4 separate regions of the Homo sapiens genome follow, and regions 1, 2 and 4 are each linked to region 3. Evidence: read pairs that join two places in POLR2A ChIA-PET (ENCODE). Cell type or tissue: CD4-positive, alpha-beta T cell. All regions are shown on one strand.

What was found. ChIA-PET counts read pairs that join two places held together with the same protein. Peaks named below come from ENCODE experiments on the same cell type or tissue, not always from the same donor. Only the 100,000 strongest peaks of a DNase experiment are listed, where the experiment ranks them.
Region 1: POLR2A ChIA-PET joins it to region 3 with 14 read pairs; 11 of 35 experiments call an interaction of 5 or more read pairs at or near these places.
Region 2: POLR2A ChIA-PET joins it to region 3 with 50 read pairs; 7 of 35 experiments call an interaction of 5 or more read pairs at or near these places.
Region 4: POLR2A ChIA-PET joins it to region 3 with 18 read pairs; 19 of 35 experiments call an interaction of 5 or more read pairs at or near these places.

What each region holds. Positions count from the first base shown.
Region 1 is chr3:56,782,525-56,786,524 of GRCh38, reverse strand. All of the region lies in intron 1 of ARHGEF3 (Rho guanine nucleotide exchange factor 3), which reads left to right. Among named protein-coding and RNA genes, the nearest start is that of ARHGEF3, 17 kb to the left of the region's middle. RefSeq lists an enhancer at 2,322-2,721. In CD4-positive, alpha-beta T cell, no CTCF peak of the experiment used is centred here; DNase peaks (open chromatin) are centred at 2,474 and 3,504; H3K4me3 peaks cover 1,954 bases; H3K27ac peaks cover 3,915 bases.
Region 2 is chr3:56,591,979-56,595,978 of GRCh38, reverse strand. CCDC66 (coiled-coil domain containing 66) reads right to left here. Exons shown (of 18, transcript NM_001141947.3): 8 at 2,878-3,009; 9 at 2,238-2,488; 10 at 1,951-2,035. Among named protein-coding and RNA genes, the nearest start is that of CCDC66, 37 kb to the right of the region's middle. In CD4-positive, alpha-beta T cell, no CTCF peak of the experiment used is centred here; a DNase peak (open chromatin) is centred at 2,318; H3K4me3 peaks cover 875 bases; H3K27ac peaks cover 2,868 bases.
Region 3 is chr3:56,681,207-56,685,206 of GRCh38, reverse strand. TASOR (transcription activation suppressor) reads left to right here and starts at 1,942. Exons shown (of 24, transcript NM_001365635.2): 1 at 1,942-2,531. The coding sequence starts at 2,201. RefSeq lists a silencer at 1,810-2,109 and enhancers at 2,250-2,419, 2,840-2,959, 2,167-3,111. In CD4-positive, alpha-beta T cell, no CTCF peak of the experiment used is centred here; DNase peaks (open chromatin) are centred at 1,876, 2,276 and 2,666; H3K4me3 peaks cover 2,691 bases; H3K27ac peaks cover 1,967 bases.
Region 4 is chr3:56,811,008-56,815,007 of GRCh38, reverse strand. It overlaps a transcript of ARHGEF3 not described here. Among named protein-coding and RNA genes, the nearest start is that of ARHGEF3, 11 kb to the right of the region's middle. In CD4-positive, alpha-beta T cell, no CTCF peak of the experiment used is centred here; no DNase peak of the experiment used is centred here; H3K27ac peaks cover 2,536 bases.

The sequences.
Region 1 (4,000 bases), 100 kb before region 3:
TGCACTACAGGATGGAAAGTGTCTCAACAAATGAAATCAGTTTTGTGTTGTGCACACATGCACATACACCCCTCCCAAAGAATAACATTTTGAAGCTATTCATCTGCTCATTTGGGGGGTGTGGGGGCAACAGAAATGCCAGATGAATCCATTATAGATTACTTACCTCACAGTTTCCTGAACAGCATGCTTTGTATCTTATTTATCTGCATACCCTTGCTCAGTGAGTGGTAAGATGTCAGCTGAAAGCCAAAAACAGGAAAGTTTAAGATTTTTAAAAATTTATTTCCAATTTAATCAATCCCATGTGGTTGTTTGACTAGTAGCTTTTTCCATTCTGAATAATCAGATTTCAATGTATTCTGTTTTCGGCTGGGAGCAGAGTGCTCTAAAACACCCGGGTGCTGTGTCCCCTGGTTCTAAGTGTGGACATGTGCTCCTGAGGACACACATGGACCAAACATTTGAAGGGATAATTTGTGCTAGAAGGGACAGCTGGGAGTTAACCAGGGAGCATCTTGAACATATTTTGTGTTTCTTTCTGGAGGTCACATCTCTGCAAGGCCTGTCTGCTCAAAACCGTTGTTCTTGTCAAAAACGGAAACCAACTAGACATCAAGAGAAGGGGATCCATTTTCTTCTGCAGACCCAGTGCCCTTGGTCAGACGTCCCTGTAGTTTTTACCCAGCAACCAGTTAGGATCCCTGGTCCCTGTCTAGTTTTCAGTCGGATGACAGACCTGACTGTCAGCTTTGCTTGCCTGAGATGTGTTTGATCATCCCAGATTCAGCTGGAACAGTCTGTCCTTCCTTTGGGACACTGAGATTAAGATCTGAGCACCCTTTTTCATCTCCCTACTTCTTTTTCCTCTTCTGGGAAGCAAGATAATGCTGAGCTTCAAAGAACGACAGATGGATGAGAAAGAGAGAGGACTTTTCTGTGGTTCTGTGTGGTCCTTTCTTGGTTACACATTATTTTTGTGAAGTTTCACCTTGCACATCCGACATGGGTTGAATGACCAGAGTTCCTCTCATTGCCTAATTCCAGACAGTATTGGGATCTGGCAAGACTGGAGACCAGCTCTTCTAGCCCATAATTCAGCAGTGTTGGTGGCAGTGGGCGGGTGGGAGGATAATGCAAACCTCAAGACCCATCTATAAGGACCCAAGATTAGGACTTGGGTCCTTATCTTGAGATTTTACTGCTTTCCTTTCTTCCAATATAGCCTTGAATCCTGCCAGACCACCGCTAGTTTTGCCGTATCCAGCCAGAGCTTGACTAAACAGATGATAAAACCACAGGAAGAAAAGGAAGGCAGGAATATGGCATCAAAATACATGGTCTCGTAGCAGCCTCAGTGGCCAGAGCAGTTATTGGTATGATTCTGGCAGGTGACGTGGAACTCTAGCTTTGTCCCTGGAAGGATCAAGGCAAAATCCAGTGCTGCAGGGAATAGAAGAGGGCAGGGGCGCAGGCTGGCAGAGAGACCATGCCTCTCCCAGGACAACAGAAATAAGGACAATACTCTGATATTTACTGAGGACTAACAGGCGGGTGTCTGCCAAGCATATTATACACCTAGTCTCCTGTGATCCTCCCAACAACTCTGTGAGAAGGTAGGAGAGTCATCTTCACTTCACAGTAGAGGAAACTAGCTTATAGAGGTTATATTTTGGGCCCAAGGTCGTAGGGTATTGCACTCTGACCAGACAGGTTGGCTCATATTTTATCCTTAGATCCTTTGCAAAGAATCAATGCACTCTTTGGGCCAGAGTGATAAGAACTTTGTCACTTGCTGCAGAGGCATTCAGATTATTCCTAAGCTCTGAGAGAGCCCAGAAAATGTCCTTAAAGAAGCAGGAATGGAACTCCAGTGGCATCCTTTTCCTCCTTCTCCAACCCCACCCAAGGGGAAGCGAGGGAATCCCTTTTACAGTGATAAACAAATGCAGAACATATATTCCACCCAAAGGTTTCCAAGAAGTCAGTAGGAAATGACTGACTCCGGAACCCCAAAGTCACAGAGACTGTCCTCTGGACCCCGTGGCTGTGACCAGGAGATCTTTTCTACCTCTGGGTGCCTCGTTGTGTGACCAGGAGACCTTTTCTACCTCTGGGTGCCTTGTTGGCATCATCCAACCAGGGATGTCCAGCCCCATTTTCCAGACCGGCGGATGGGTGTGGCATTATAGGCACGTTATTTCTGTGGCATTCTTGCCAAAAATGCATAACCTGATGTGAGAAAACATCCTCCGGGCCCATGGCTGGCCTTCCCATAAGGGCCACAGAGACTTGATGCTGCTGGCAACTCTCCTAATTTTTAAGGAGGTTGAACTCTTTAAAGTTCTCCAGCTCTGAGCATCTGGCCCTTTCTGCCTCAGAAGGCAGATGTGGAGCCAGGGACCGCAGAGAGAGCTAAATATTTGGCTTCCTCTTTCTCTGAAGGTCTGTAGCATCATGTCTGGGCATGACCAAGATGAGTTTCAGGCAGTGGGGGCTGGTGTTTGCTAAAAGGAACTTAACAGGGGTGTGGGTGTGCAGTTCTCCCTCTGCCCAAGGTTAAGTAATAGTAACATCCTGTGTAAAGAGAATTGAATGTGGTTTTCTGCTAAACTTCAATGTTTTAGGGCTGTTTATTAGATGTGTTTAATCTTGGGCCAATTTAACCAGTAGCAGACTAATAAAATAACAGATTTGGGCTTGCTGCCAGGACAAATGTTGACTTACCCTTATAATGTTGACTAAAACGAGTAACTTTGAAAGTTATTGCAGAGTGAAACCTTAGCCAGAAATACAGCGTCTGAAACAGTGGTTTTGTTTTATTTTACTGGCTCTGCTTAGAGATTATGTTTGTAACCTAGGCTGCTGCCTGCTTCACCTCTCAGAGTCCTGTATTTTACTGAATTATTTCCCAAGGCTCTTTTTTTCAGCCCATAAACCTTCACTCAGCAAAAATGAATTTCCCCATGGCAGGCAAGTAGGAGAGGTTACTTTTCCAATGTGGGGGCAAAAACTCAGTGGTACCAAGAAGAATGAAGGTAATGACTTGCTTGAGTCTTCTCTCAGAAACAAAATGGTATGCCATGAACATTCACCCTCTCCAAATTTGTAGTAAAATTAATTGCTTCTCCCGGGTGTACCGGAAGAAATCCATCTCGCTTGCCGCCTACCCCCACCTTTCCTTCATTTTGCCATGCAGTTTATTACAAACACTAGAGAGCTATAGTATTTTGCTACCATGTGTTTTGGACTTGAAGGAAACAGGGGAGGCCAGGAGGAAATGAAGCTAGGAGGACTACAGAAATTGTCATAAAGTGTGATTTCTTTCTACCCCTGTTTTTTTAATTTGTGTTTTATAGGAAGCTGGTTTGGGCAGGGCCTCTGAGCATGGTTTCAGAGGCTCCTGCCAGCATTGTGTGAGCTCAGCCAACTGCCAACTGTCCTCCTTATACCTCTCCCTTATTCAAGGCTCCCCCGAAAGCAACCACCTCACAGGGAGACTTTGGCCAAGAAGCCATAGGTGCTGAATCTGCTTTTGGTGCTGACTGGCTCAGGCAGACAGAGCTTGATATACAGAGAATAAACGTCATCCCTCTAACATTAATATGTTCAGTTTTATGTACCTGAGAGTTGATGGTTTAATTTGTGGGTTTGCCCAGACTCTCTTGCGACTTCTCTCATCATCTGCTCTTTAGCACTTCCATGAGACGGGGCAAGAGATTGTTGGAGTCTCAATCCAGCAGCCCGAAAGCCTGTCTGCAGCTTGGGTTTGAGACTGAACTAACTCAGGGTGTTTTGTGGATTTTAGTTATCCAGGCTGTCCCTGTTCCCTCATTAACAAAAACAAAACAAACCCCAGCTTTTTTTTTTTTTTTAAGAAGGAAATTGGGATCTTTTCCTCATAGCACCTTATCTTAATATGGAGGAAAGAGTTGAGCCATTTTATCAAAAAGGAAATCAAATCCCCCTTGGATGCCTAATGTGAGGCAACTGGCAACCA
Region 2 (4,000 bases), 89 kb after region 3:
TATGCCACTGCATACCAGACTGCGCAGCAGAGCAAGACCCTGTCTCAAAAACAAGCAAACAAACAAACATACCAAAAGACAAAAACTAACAGATACTGCCAAGGAAGCGGAGAAAAGGGAATCCTTATACATTGTTAGTGGGAATGTAAATAAATACAGTCACTATGGAAAACAGTATGGAGACGTCTCAAAAAACTAAAAATGGAACTACCATATGATCCAGCATTCCCAGTACTGGATATTTATCGAAAGAACATGAAATCTGTATATCAAAAGGAAACCTGCACTCTTGTGCTAACTGTAGCACTATTTACAATCTGAGTGTCCATTGATGAACAAATAGATAAACAAAATGTGGTATATACACAATGGGATACTATTTGGCCATAAAGAAAGAATAGAATCTTGTCATTTACAGCAACACAGATGGGACTGGACGTCATTATGTTAAGTGAAATAAGCCAGGTATATAAAGATAAACATCACATGTTCCCACTCATATGTGGGAGCTAAAAAAGTAGGTCTCAACGAGCTAAAGAATGGAATGATAGGTATCAAAGGCTGGGAAGGGTGTGTGTGAGGGTGGTAGTGATCAAGAGAGGTAGGTTAATGGGTACAAACATATGGTTAGATGAAAGGAATAAGTTCTAATGTTTGATAGCAATAGTAAGGTGACTATGGTCAGCAACAATGTATTATATATTTCAAATTGGCTAGTAAACTTGAAATGTTCCCAACACAGAAATGATAAATACTCAAGGTGATAGATACCAGAATACTCTGGCTGAATCATTACGCATTCTACATATATAACAAAATATCATATGTATCCTATAAATATATAAAACATTATATATCAATTTTTAAAATCCATGAAGCATTAGTTTGGTGACTGTAGAAATAAGTTTTTATCAGCATACTGAAAGTATTATTTATATAAGTGAAGTGGAAATGTCAAATTTCCAATGCATTTCTCCCATCTCCCATTTGTACTGTCAAGTTCTACATGCCTTTTCTTCAACCCTAGGAGGGCTACTGGAGGAAATGGTATTAAAAAAAACTGAAGAAATAATCTCAGTGCTTAGCATAGTGCCTGTTAAGTAGCAGATGCTCTGCAAATGTCTGCTCACTGACTAAGCATAACATTAATGATGCCAAATTCATATATCAAAGGATTTGAAGAATTATGCAGATATTAAAGTCCCTTTAGCATTAGGCTAAAATCAGGACAGGAAGTTTTAATTTTAATTTTAGCCTCCTTTCTTATATTATGCATTAGATTTCTTTTTTTTTTTTGAGATGGAGTCTCACTCTGTCGCCCAGGCTGGAGTGCAGTAGCACAATCTCAGCTCACTGCAAGCTCTGCCTCCCAGGTTCATGCCATTCTCCCACCTCAGCCTCCCGAGTAGCTGGGGACTACAGGCGCCTGCCACCACGCCCAGCTAATTTTTTGTATTTTTAGTAGAGACGGGGTTTCACCATTCACAGGATGGTCTTGATCTCCTGACCTCGTGATCTGCCCACTCAGCCTCCCAAAGTGCTGGGATTACAGGCGTGAGCCACCGTGCCCGGCCATTATGCATTAGATTTCTTAGTCATAATTCTAGTTCAATCCCTATTCAAAGAATGAATTCTCATCTTAAACAGAACTCAGGAGAAATAAATTGATGAAAAAAAAAAAAACCAGTACTAACCTAAGACAACACAAATTCACATATACAACTTAATATATTAAAGACCTTCTGTACTGGAAGGCAGGTGGCTGTAGCATTTGATAAGCTAATTCTAATATTACAATGCCAGTTGTGGTAGGGATTGGATTCGTGACACAACTGGACAGGACCTATGCTGTAAAGTTTACATCAGAATTTAAATTTCCATTTACTTAGGTATATGTTCACCATGACTGTTACTTATTAAGGTAAAGAACAATGTTTAACAATGCAATACCTGATGCTCTAATTGTTTTTGTCGTCGTCTGTCTCGTTCCTCAATCTGAGCTGGGTCCAAGAGAGCAGTCATAGAACGGAGAAAGCTGGCAAGATACATACATTAGCTATTCAAAACCTCAAAAAGGTAGATTCAACAAGCTAAATCATTTTTGTTTGGGATAAATCTACTAATTATTTCTATTTCAAAGACAAATACCAAACCTGAAACCAATTAGACATAACAACAGTCTTACTAAAGCACACAGACTTTCTGAAAAGTCAATAAATACATAAGCATGAACTTACTTTGTTTTCTTACTGTTTGCCATAACCACATCCTTAATAGGTTTTGCTATATGCTCCTCCTCTGAAGGTTCAACCTGGCTTCCGGTTGTAGGTGTACAAACACTGCTGACATCAGCCAGCTCCTGAGTGTCAGGAGAGACACAGAAGTACTCAGGTTGTTTGTGTGTTGACTGAGAGAACAGCTGAGATTGAGAACCAGGATAACTCTTTAATGAATCAAAGTGCATTGCCCATCTGTCATGTTCCTCACCCTAATGATGACAAATAAGAATTGCTAAGAATTTTTCCAATTATTCTCATATATAATTCTAAATGACAACCAAAGATGATTTCTAAAAGTCACCTTAGAGCAGAATAAGCATCATAAAAATTAACAAGACTGTACTGTTTAGAGTCCTTATACATATAGATCACTAGCTTTGAAAATTTGAGAAATTCAAAGAATTAGGAAATTTCTAAAAAGTTGTAAGAAGCTATGCAACATCACATAATGCATTCAATGAAACAGGTTCACATGGGCAAATGTGGAATAAATGGAATATTCTGGTCTTGTCAAGAGTTTCAGAATACTTCTAGTTTTAATTGATTAAAGACTTTGATTTTATTTTTTCTTTTATAGCCACAAAACCTCATAAGTTACCTTTGAATATATAATTTTTTCCTCTATTTTTCTTTGACGGTCATCTTCTATTTGCTTATTCAACTCTTCAATCCATTTTCTTTGCAGTTCTTGTTTCACAGCACTGAAAGGGTGCTCCAGCAGTACTGTTTCCTAAACAACAGCCATAAAAGCCATCTAAAGTTCAGTTCTCTTTTTCTAATCACTTAATATGTGCAAATCTTGCCAAAGTAACATACAGATTTAATCCACTGAGGCATTTATCTGTAAGAGGAGCAATAACTTCAAACGAATTTGAATTCAAAGAATTAAGTAGATATATTCTGATTCTCAGAATCATATTTTAAATATACTAGATCAGAGATATATAATAAGATATCTAAGTGTAAGGGAAGGGAATTTTCTAATGAAAAACAGAAAATTCTTTCTCCAAAACAATTAAAAGACTTTCAAAATTCAGCTGGATGCAGCAGCTCATGACTATAATCCCAGCATGTTGGGAGGCTGACATGGGCAGATCACTTGAGCCCAGGAGTTCAAGGCCAGCCCCTGGCCAACATGGCAAAATCTCATCTCTACTGAAAAAAAAAAAAAAAATTAGCCAGCTGTGGTGGTGCATGTCTGTAATCCCAGCTACTTGAGAGGCTGAGACACAAATCACTTGAACCCGGGAGGTGGAGGTTGTAGTGAGCTGAAATCATGCCACTGCACTCCAGCATGGGCAACAGAGTGAGACCCTGTCTCAAAAATATTGTTTTTCAAAATTCTAAGTCTCTTTTAGAGGCTGAAAGAGTTATTAATTTAAAACAGATGAATATTGTTTTACATTTGGCTTTGGAATACAACATTTGGAATATTGTCTTTGGACCAAGAACAAGGAGAATATAGAAAGATGTGTGAGAGCAAGAGACTTTCCCTATTGAATCATGTCTCTCTCTAGGAGAACCTCTGTCTTCTAGGTTTCTGCTACTACAGCTCTATCACAGCCTATGATGTTTCAATAACAAAAATATACTGTGTCCAGAACGAGTCTTTGAATCTTAAGGAAAAAGTAAAAAATGAAAACAGTAGCATAAAAGTTTGCTGCCACTTTAATTGATGAGTTTAGGATACTCTTTTAAAAAAGGAAAAAAATATATTCTAC
Region 3 (4,000 bases):
AACTTTTTCTTAAAATAATGTATTTTTCCCTCAACCTAGACCTCAGTTTTTCATTTAAACATATTTTAAAATGTGTGTGTGTGTTTTGAGACAAAGTCTCAGCCCAGGGTGGAGTGCAATGGTGCCATCTCAGGTCAGTGCAACCTCTGCCTCCCGGGTTCAAGCAATTCTCAAGCCTCAGCCTCCTGAGTAGCTGGGATTACAGGCATGTGCTACCATGCCCGGCTAATTTTTGTATTTTTAGTAGAGATGGGGTTTCACCATGTTGGCCAGACTGGTCTCCAACCCCTGACCTCAGGTGATCTGCCCGCCTCGGCCTCCCAAAATGCTGGGATTATGGGCGTGAGCCACTGCGCCTGGCCTAAAATGTGTTTTTAAACTATTTACTAATAATGGATTTACACTCTCTTTCGTATGATTTACTAAATTGTTTCGAATAGGTTGGGCAATTCATGATTTTTTTTTAATATCAGCTGTTAAACAGTGGTAATGTTTATTAGAGGACAAAAGAATCCAACTTTCGTGTTGCCCTTAGGAATGCTCTTTAAGCCTGGGGCTTTATTATGATGATAATTTGGTCTGTAAACTCCTTGGGAGACAGTTTGAGACTAGAGATCTGGGTCTCAAACCTGATCCTGCTGCTTGGCGACCCTCAACAAAATGTCAGCCCTCTGTTGCTTCGTCCATAAAATGAATAAAAGTGCACAGCTGCTGTGAAAATTAGGTCTTAGAGAAGCAGTCAGTGCAGTGCTTAAGTACTTACTCGGAGAGTTAAATAGACCCGGTTTCAAATCTTCGGTTACCATAATTTGTCCAGTGTCTTGCAACGCTTCTTTCAAATTCTGCAAACTAGTATCTACCTCATGTCTGTTGCTGTGAGGATTAAATGGAGACAATGCACGTAAATCACTTGTCCAGTCCGTGTCTAGCACGTAGAAAGCACTCAGTAAATATTGGCTGTACTCACGATAACCCGTGATAGTTTATACTGATAAGGTAGAAACCACTATGTAAAGGGCTCTTAACTATGAAGTTGTTCCCTTTATGGGAGAGCGACGACCTGCTGTGTATTTTTTAATGTGACCGCAAGTTTATTTTTTCTTTAATATACATTTACTATAGGAAAACGTTGATGAACGTTCCAGTGGAAGAAACAGTGGAGTTAGAGGTTTATCAGTGGCCAGATTTTTAACAGAAGTAACCATAGAAAGGGAACAAATGGAGGCCAGGTGCGGTCTCCATGGCGTGTGGTGGGGGGGGGTGCGACTAAAGGAAAAAAATGGGAAAAGTTAACAGCCTCCTCCCCTCAAACTCCCCAGAACCAAATCCTGTTAACACTAGGTTGTTAAGTCCCATCAGAGGATCTCAGGTGAAAGTGCTTGCTGGAGCTGTGACACTGGGTCACACTCTCTGAGATAAAAGAGAAGGCCGGGTGCGAGTAATCTATCATAAAGATACAAGATCCGGTGAGAATAGCAGGTCGCAAAGGCTGTCGAGGCTTTTAGGCTATTACCGCCTAGCCCATTCTTTTATCTCCTCTCCAGGTTTTTGTACACATGCAAATAGTTCATAAAACCGAGATCGTCCCGCATCCACTGCTCTGAAGCCCGTTTGGGCCGAGATAACTCGTGCGCAGAGGAAGGGTTTTGCCCACAAATGGGCGACGCCTGCGCTCCGGAGAAGAGGCCAAGCTAGTCTCCCTCGCCTGCAGCGCGGCGGGGGAATCCCCGGGAACCCGAAGATCGCCAGGGGCCCACGCATTCCGCAGGCCACGGCTGCGGCGTCGAGGTCCTCGCGGGGCGTTGCGGTCGCCCCTTTTGGCGGGCTCGGGCGCCCCGAAACTCCGCCCCCCGGCGCGGTATTTCCGCACTCGCGCAGGCGGGTGCCGCGCTCCCATTGGTGGAGTGGCCCGCGGTGGCCCCGCCCCCTCCCGGCCCCGACGCGCGCACGTTGAGTGGCGGGGGAAGGCAGAAGAACTGCCCGAGGGAGGAGCGGCTCCGAGGACCGGGCAGCGCATTTGGGGTGCCCGCTACAGGGCCCCCCAAGAGGCTGCCAGGTCGGGAGCGCAGCCTGAGGCCACGGGGGGAAGGGGGTGGGTGGGCTGAGAGCAGCTCGGCGGCGAGACTGGCCCGCCGCCCCTTCCCCCCACACCCGTCGACCTTGTGGGCAGAAGCTTCCCAGAGCTCCTTAGGCCGGCGCGATGGCGACTGCTGTGGAGACGGAGGCCTGTCAGCCGACGGATGCGAGTTGGGAAAGTGGCGGCGGCGGAGACGACGAGATGAAGCAGGCGCTTCCGGAGCTTGAGTCCTCCCAACAAAATGGCGGCGGCGGCGGCCTCAACATCGCTGAGCCCAGCGGCGGCGCTGGGCGTGAGGAGAACGCGGGGGCCGAGGCCGCCCAGAGCCTCAGCCACGAGCAGCCTCAGGACTCCTCTGAGGCGGGCGCGGCCGCCCTGCCCAGAGGCCCCGAAGAGCCCGAAAGGCCTGTTAGGAGGAGTTTTCAGATCCCCAGGAAGAGCAGAGAAAAGAAAGGTGGTGCCTCCCCTTCTTCTCAACCCCCTCTCTCTCTCCCCTCCATCTTTTCATTAGAATCTTTCTATCTCCTCTTCCCACACCCATCCGAGATACGTAAACACGCATGCAGCGCCGGCCGCCTCTCCCCTCACCGCCACGGCCGCCCAGCTGCCGCGTTTGGTGCGAGAGAAAGCGGTGGAACCACGCTCCCCTGCTGCCCCTCCCCGCGGAAGTTGGAAGTAGCTCAGGTTTGAAGCTTGTCCGTAAGGCTGCAGCTCCCAGAGAGGAAAGATGGTGCTCGGCGCCCCTCCCTCCCAGCCCCTGAAAGCAGAGAAGCCGTTGTGTCCTCCTAAGGATGCTTCTGAGAAGTCTCGCTATGGAAATAGCCCGTGGCCATGGATTCTGGGGCTTTCTCCAAGGCCATTGCCAATGTTCTGAGGACCATGAGTGCTTCTCCCCGTGGAAATTCTTCAGTTCTGTGTGTCTACTTGAAATGTGCTTGATGTCAGCGTCCTCCCTTATTTAGAAATCTCTATTAGTAGATGTGATCCATGCACACTGCTGTTTTCCATCACACTTCATTTCCATGTAGATTTTTCCCCCTTGTTTTTGAAGCGTTAGATTAAATAGGTTTTTCTCTCTTTAAATTCGAACTTAGTATTGTTTTTCTTATATTTGAAAAGAATGGAAAGGTAGGTTCTTGGAGCAGTAATTTCCCAATGGAAAAAAACTAATGAGAAGTTACCTTATTCTCAAGAGTCACCAACTTGGTCTTCTAGATGGTAGAACTTCAGGTTAAAAAAAAGTCCAGTCTTAGTTTTTGGAACCCATATGGAAACAGTTACATTAATTACTTGTACTTTTAAAAAATCTTAATGCCATATTGTTAATATGGAGTCAGAATTCCTAATGGAGGTCAAAATTAGTATCGTTTTTTGTTATTGGGGTATTATTTTTTAACTATCCAGTAAATTTTGGATATTCTGAATTTAGACAACTTCCTTTTTGCCCTACTGTATGGTTAGGTTTTCATTATTTACTTTGGAAAAAAATAGGATTTGTTTTTTTCCCGTATCTTTTCCATCCATCTGGTACAGAGTCTTGGCTGTAGCATTATACTGACTTTCCATAAGCATCACCAGTTCCATTTGCACTACTGGAATTGTTTGAGCCTTTTATTGGAAAAATACAAATAAAGTTCATTTGTTTGGATGGCAAAGCCAAGAAAATACTTGGTGTGAGAAACCATGTTGACAAAGATGAAGTTAACCTTTGGAAATTAGCATGAGGAATGTTTCTAGAAATATCTTTTGAGTTAATGTAATTTTAGGGTTCAGAAAGATACTTTTAAAGGTCAAAACTCAGTTCTTTTCGTGTATTTAGTTAAAATTTGAGATGTATGATTATAGTCTGTATGAGAAAAGTTCCCAGTGTAATCAATTGGTAGAGAATAGGTAGGAAGTACATTCAAATGGGCTCTGGTTATG
Region 4 (4,000 bases), 130 kb before region 3:
TGTGCCTGGCTAATTGTTATAATAATAATTGTTATTATTATTGTAGAGATGAGGTCTTACTTTGTGGCCCAGGCTAGTCTCAGACTCCTGGGCTCTAGTGATCCTCCCACCTTGGCCTCCCAAAGTGTTGGGATTATAGGTGTAAGCCACTGCACCTGGCCCATGTCTTCTAATTTAGGTCAGTTCACTCTTCACTCTGCTGCTTCTTTTATATATGTGCAACAGTCATATCCTTTTTTGAAATTATAAGATTAAATCAAAGAATTAATGTCTTTGGAAGCAAGGAGTGTTGGAAAAGTTCTCCAAATTCCACCTTTTTTCCTTAATTCATTTAAAAAAAAAGGGAGAAGGATGATTTATTTACCGGAAGGGTTAATAATAGCATGACGTGCTAACTGTATGCTTAGAAATCTGACATACATATTATCTTATTGGATTATTCATGTGTTTTTAACTCATTAAAACCTTGAAACTCTCATATCCCCATTTTATAGATGCTTAAACTGATGTTTGTCATCATTAAGTAAACTGTCCAAAGTCATATAGTTGGCAAGTGAAAACTTGGTATTTGAACCCAGGCTTCTCATTCTAAAGCAGAGGTGTCCAATCTTTTGGCTTCCGTGGGCCACAGTGGAAGAAGAATTGTCTTGGGCCACACATAAAATACACTAACACTAACAATAGCTGATGAGCTTAAAAAAAATCGCAAAAAAAAGTCTCATAACGTTTTACGAAAGTTTACAAATTTATGTTGGGCCACATTCAAAGCCATCCTGGGATGCATGCAGCCTGTGGGCCATGGGTTGGAAAAGCTTGTTCTAGAGCTTGTATTCTATGTTCTTCCAGAAAGAAGGACAGAGTGTTGAGTATTCCACAAAGAAAATTTTGCTGTAAAGGCAGAGTGGGAGGGAAATATCTTATTCTTTTTCAGTTTACTAGCTCTTCACTTTATAATTTAACCTTCCATATTAAAAGCTTCTCTAGGAAGTGAGAATTAATTTGGGGGAAGGAAGCCTCAATTATTCCTGCTTCCAGCTGGTACAGATGCTTGGCCACTTCAGGACAGGTAGGAGGGAGAATGTTGGCATCTGTCTACTGAGCTCAGAAACTGGAGAAGCATCTAAATTCAGGAATGATGCCAGGTGGGGTGGGGGTGTGGGAGGGAGGAAAAGGATGTGGTGTTTGGGGCCCATAACTCAGGAAACGTGATGGCACCTAATTTCAGAGTGGCATGAGGCAAGCATTTAGGAAAAGAATAGTGAACTATTGTTACAGGTTTTTTTTAAATGGGTGGGTTGTTTTTATAAAGTTTTATGAACAGGAAACTGAAGCAAAATGCTGATCCTTTTAGTTTTTGAGCTCTGCCAGCATCATTTTTATATTTATTTTTGAATTTTGATGACAGGCACTTCCTTTAACACTTCTGGGAGTAAAGTGTAACAAGATACCCCAAACTGCATTTCATAACAGCAGAATCCAAATGAAGAGTTGTAGTTTCAGATCTTTTCGATAACACGGTGAGACAGAACTGGATCCCTCCCCAGCCAGGGGAGAAAGAGAACTCTTTCAGTAACTGAGGCAGTCTGCAGAATTTTTTCCCTTTCAAAACATTCTAGAAAATTTGCCTAACATGTGGAAAACCTCTAACATGCATTAAAATGGGATAGACTGTGGCAAAGAAAATACAGATCAAATTCTCCTCCTCCCATGAATCATAAAAACCCAGCCTTCCCAGCTATTGTTTCTCCTGGAAGATGACTTCATCTTAAAGAAAGTGGTTCTATCTGTTGTGTGTTTTGGATGCACTAAACCAATGTTTCAGGCATCTGGCTGCCAACTTTGGAGATGTTAAAAGCCTGTTTTGTTCCTGCAGGGCACTCTTTCATTGCCTACCTTATAAAAGTTATGTCTTATTGCATTTTCCTGGCACCAGAGCAATCCTTGTACCTACCCATTGCATTTGGTTTTTCTGAGCCTGCAGGCAGCACTGGGTTATTAAAGTTCAAGGAGGAATCCACATGATGTTGGCTTTACAATTTTAATTCTCTCTTACCTTCTTTCCTCCCTACCTCCCACTCAATGACAGATGAGCTTTGTTCACCATGTATTGTCTCTAAACCAGAATGAGCTCTCAAAATTATCTCTTGTAAGGCTCTAGGAGGGGAGAACATGACTCCCCTTTGGTGGAGCAGCTAGCAGAGAAGTTTCCTTCTTCCTTTGGCTTCTTTGAATAAAAAGTTCTTGAGTCTATAATTTATCATCAGCCTTGAACTTCAGATAAGCACCATGTTTAATCTTGCAGAAACATCAGGCAAAATCTGCCCCCTCCCTTAAAAGTCAGCCCCTTGGGGCCCACCTCAAGAAAACAGAGTTTTGATACAAATGGCATTAGGTGTGAGCATGGCAAGTTAAGAGGAAAAAAACATTTTTGTAGAGTTTAACCTGGAATCAAAAACCTAGAGAAGGGAATGAAAGAAATAACCTTTAAAGGGAAGGAAAAGGGCAGATGAGCATGTTGCACAGTGTCTTTGAAAATAAGCTATTTGATGTCCCTTTGTCACTAGTTTCAGCCTTCCTGGCAAGTCCACCTTGTTCAGGAATTAGTGTGTAAACAGCTGGAAGGAACTGAAAGCTCTATCATATCTGAGAGGCCCCCACAGTCTAACACTGTAGGAGCCGTTTCTCAAAGTGGTTTGGACTCTTCAAGAAGCTAAACATTAAAATTAGGGGCCTATTTGAATTACCTTTCAAAATTTCAAACAGCCCACTATAGTATTCTGCATATTATTTTTTGGTCCCATCTCAGAAGTTTTAAATATGGTGTATTCCTCCTTGCAAAAATCTTCTCTGGATTTGCTTCCTCCGTGACGTGTTCTTTGATTAGCCCCATTTCAATTTAATTTTCATTTCAACAAATATGAGCTGAGAGTCTGCTATGTGCCAGCGTAATAGGAGGAGCTGGGGCTACTGTGATGAGCAAGATAGATATGGTCCCTGTCCCCTTGTAGCTTGCAGCCAGGCAGTGGAGACAGACATAAAATCAGTCAATATGAGCAGGCTGACTACTGGGGAAGAAGAGGTACTTGGCACCTTGAGGGCACAAAACAAGGATTACCCTTGCCTGGGGGTCACAGACAACCTTGAATGAGAGGAATTAGCTAGGCACAGCTATCAGTTGGTTGTACTTATTAATGCTAGAGTTGAAGAATCAAATGATAGTGCAATGATAAAATCTGGGGAACTAGTGACTAAGTGCTTCTGTTCAGTCCTCTATTGCCAAGGCTTTTGGTTTAATCAGAATTGTGGGCACATGCGAACTATGTTTGCTGAGCTTGGTTTTGGCTCTGAGATGGAAAAAAAATCAAGTAAAGCAGAAACTGTCTTAATTCAGCTCCCACTTAACCAAAGCATTCAGTTAACCCACACCAACTAGCCCCTTTGTGAAGCGTGTCTAATACCCACAGCACACAGAACACTTTCAGCTAATATGCTGCTTCTAGCATACGCCAGCCAGTTTCCACTCCCACCAGATGAGACACATATTTGCCAGGAGTCCCCGAACCTGTTTCTACTAGTTGAACTTGTTCTGTAATTAAAGTCTTCTGCCCATGCCCCCACCCCCACCATCTGCCCCAGCCCCAGCCCTAGGTCTTTTTTCAAGTAAACATCTCAAGCCAAGTGCCCTCCTCCCATTCTCTGCTCTACAGCTAATTTTTTAAAAACGTAAATGCTGTCATGCCCTCTGGCTATGAAGATAAGCATGTTTTAAATTGGAACCTTGGATACCAGATTGTAAATCAAGTCCCAAGAGCCAGAACACATCTCCTAGTGGGTGGCTTACTTGGTAGTTTACTCGGAGTATAGATTTGTCAATTTTTCATCATATCCTTGAGGCACCCATCTGTATATAGCATGGTGTGGCACACAGTAGTTCCTCAGTGCACGTTTGTTTGGATGAACAAATTAAGAGGCTCCTTATTCCCATTCTGGGTTTTGATGC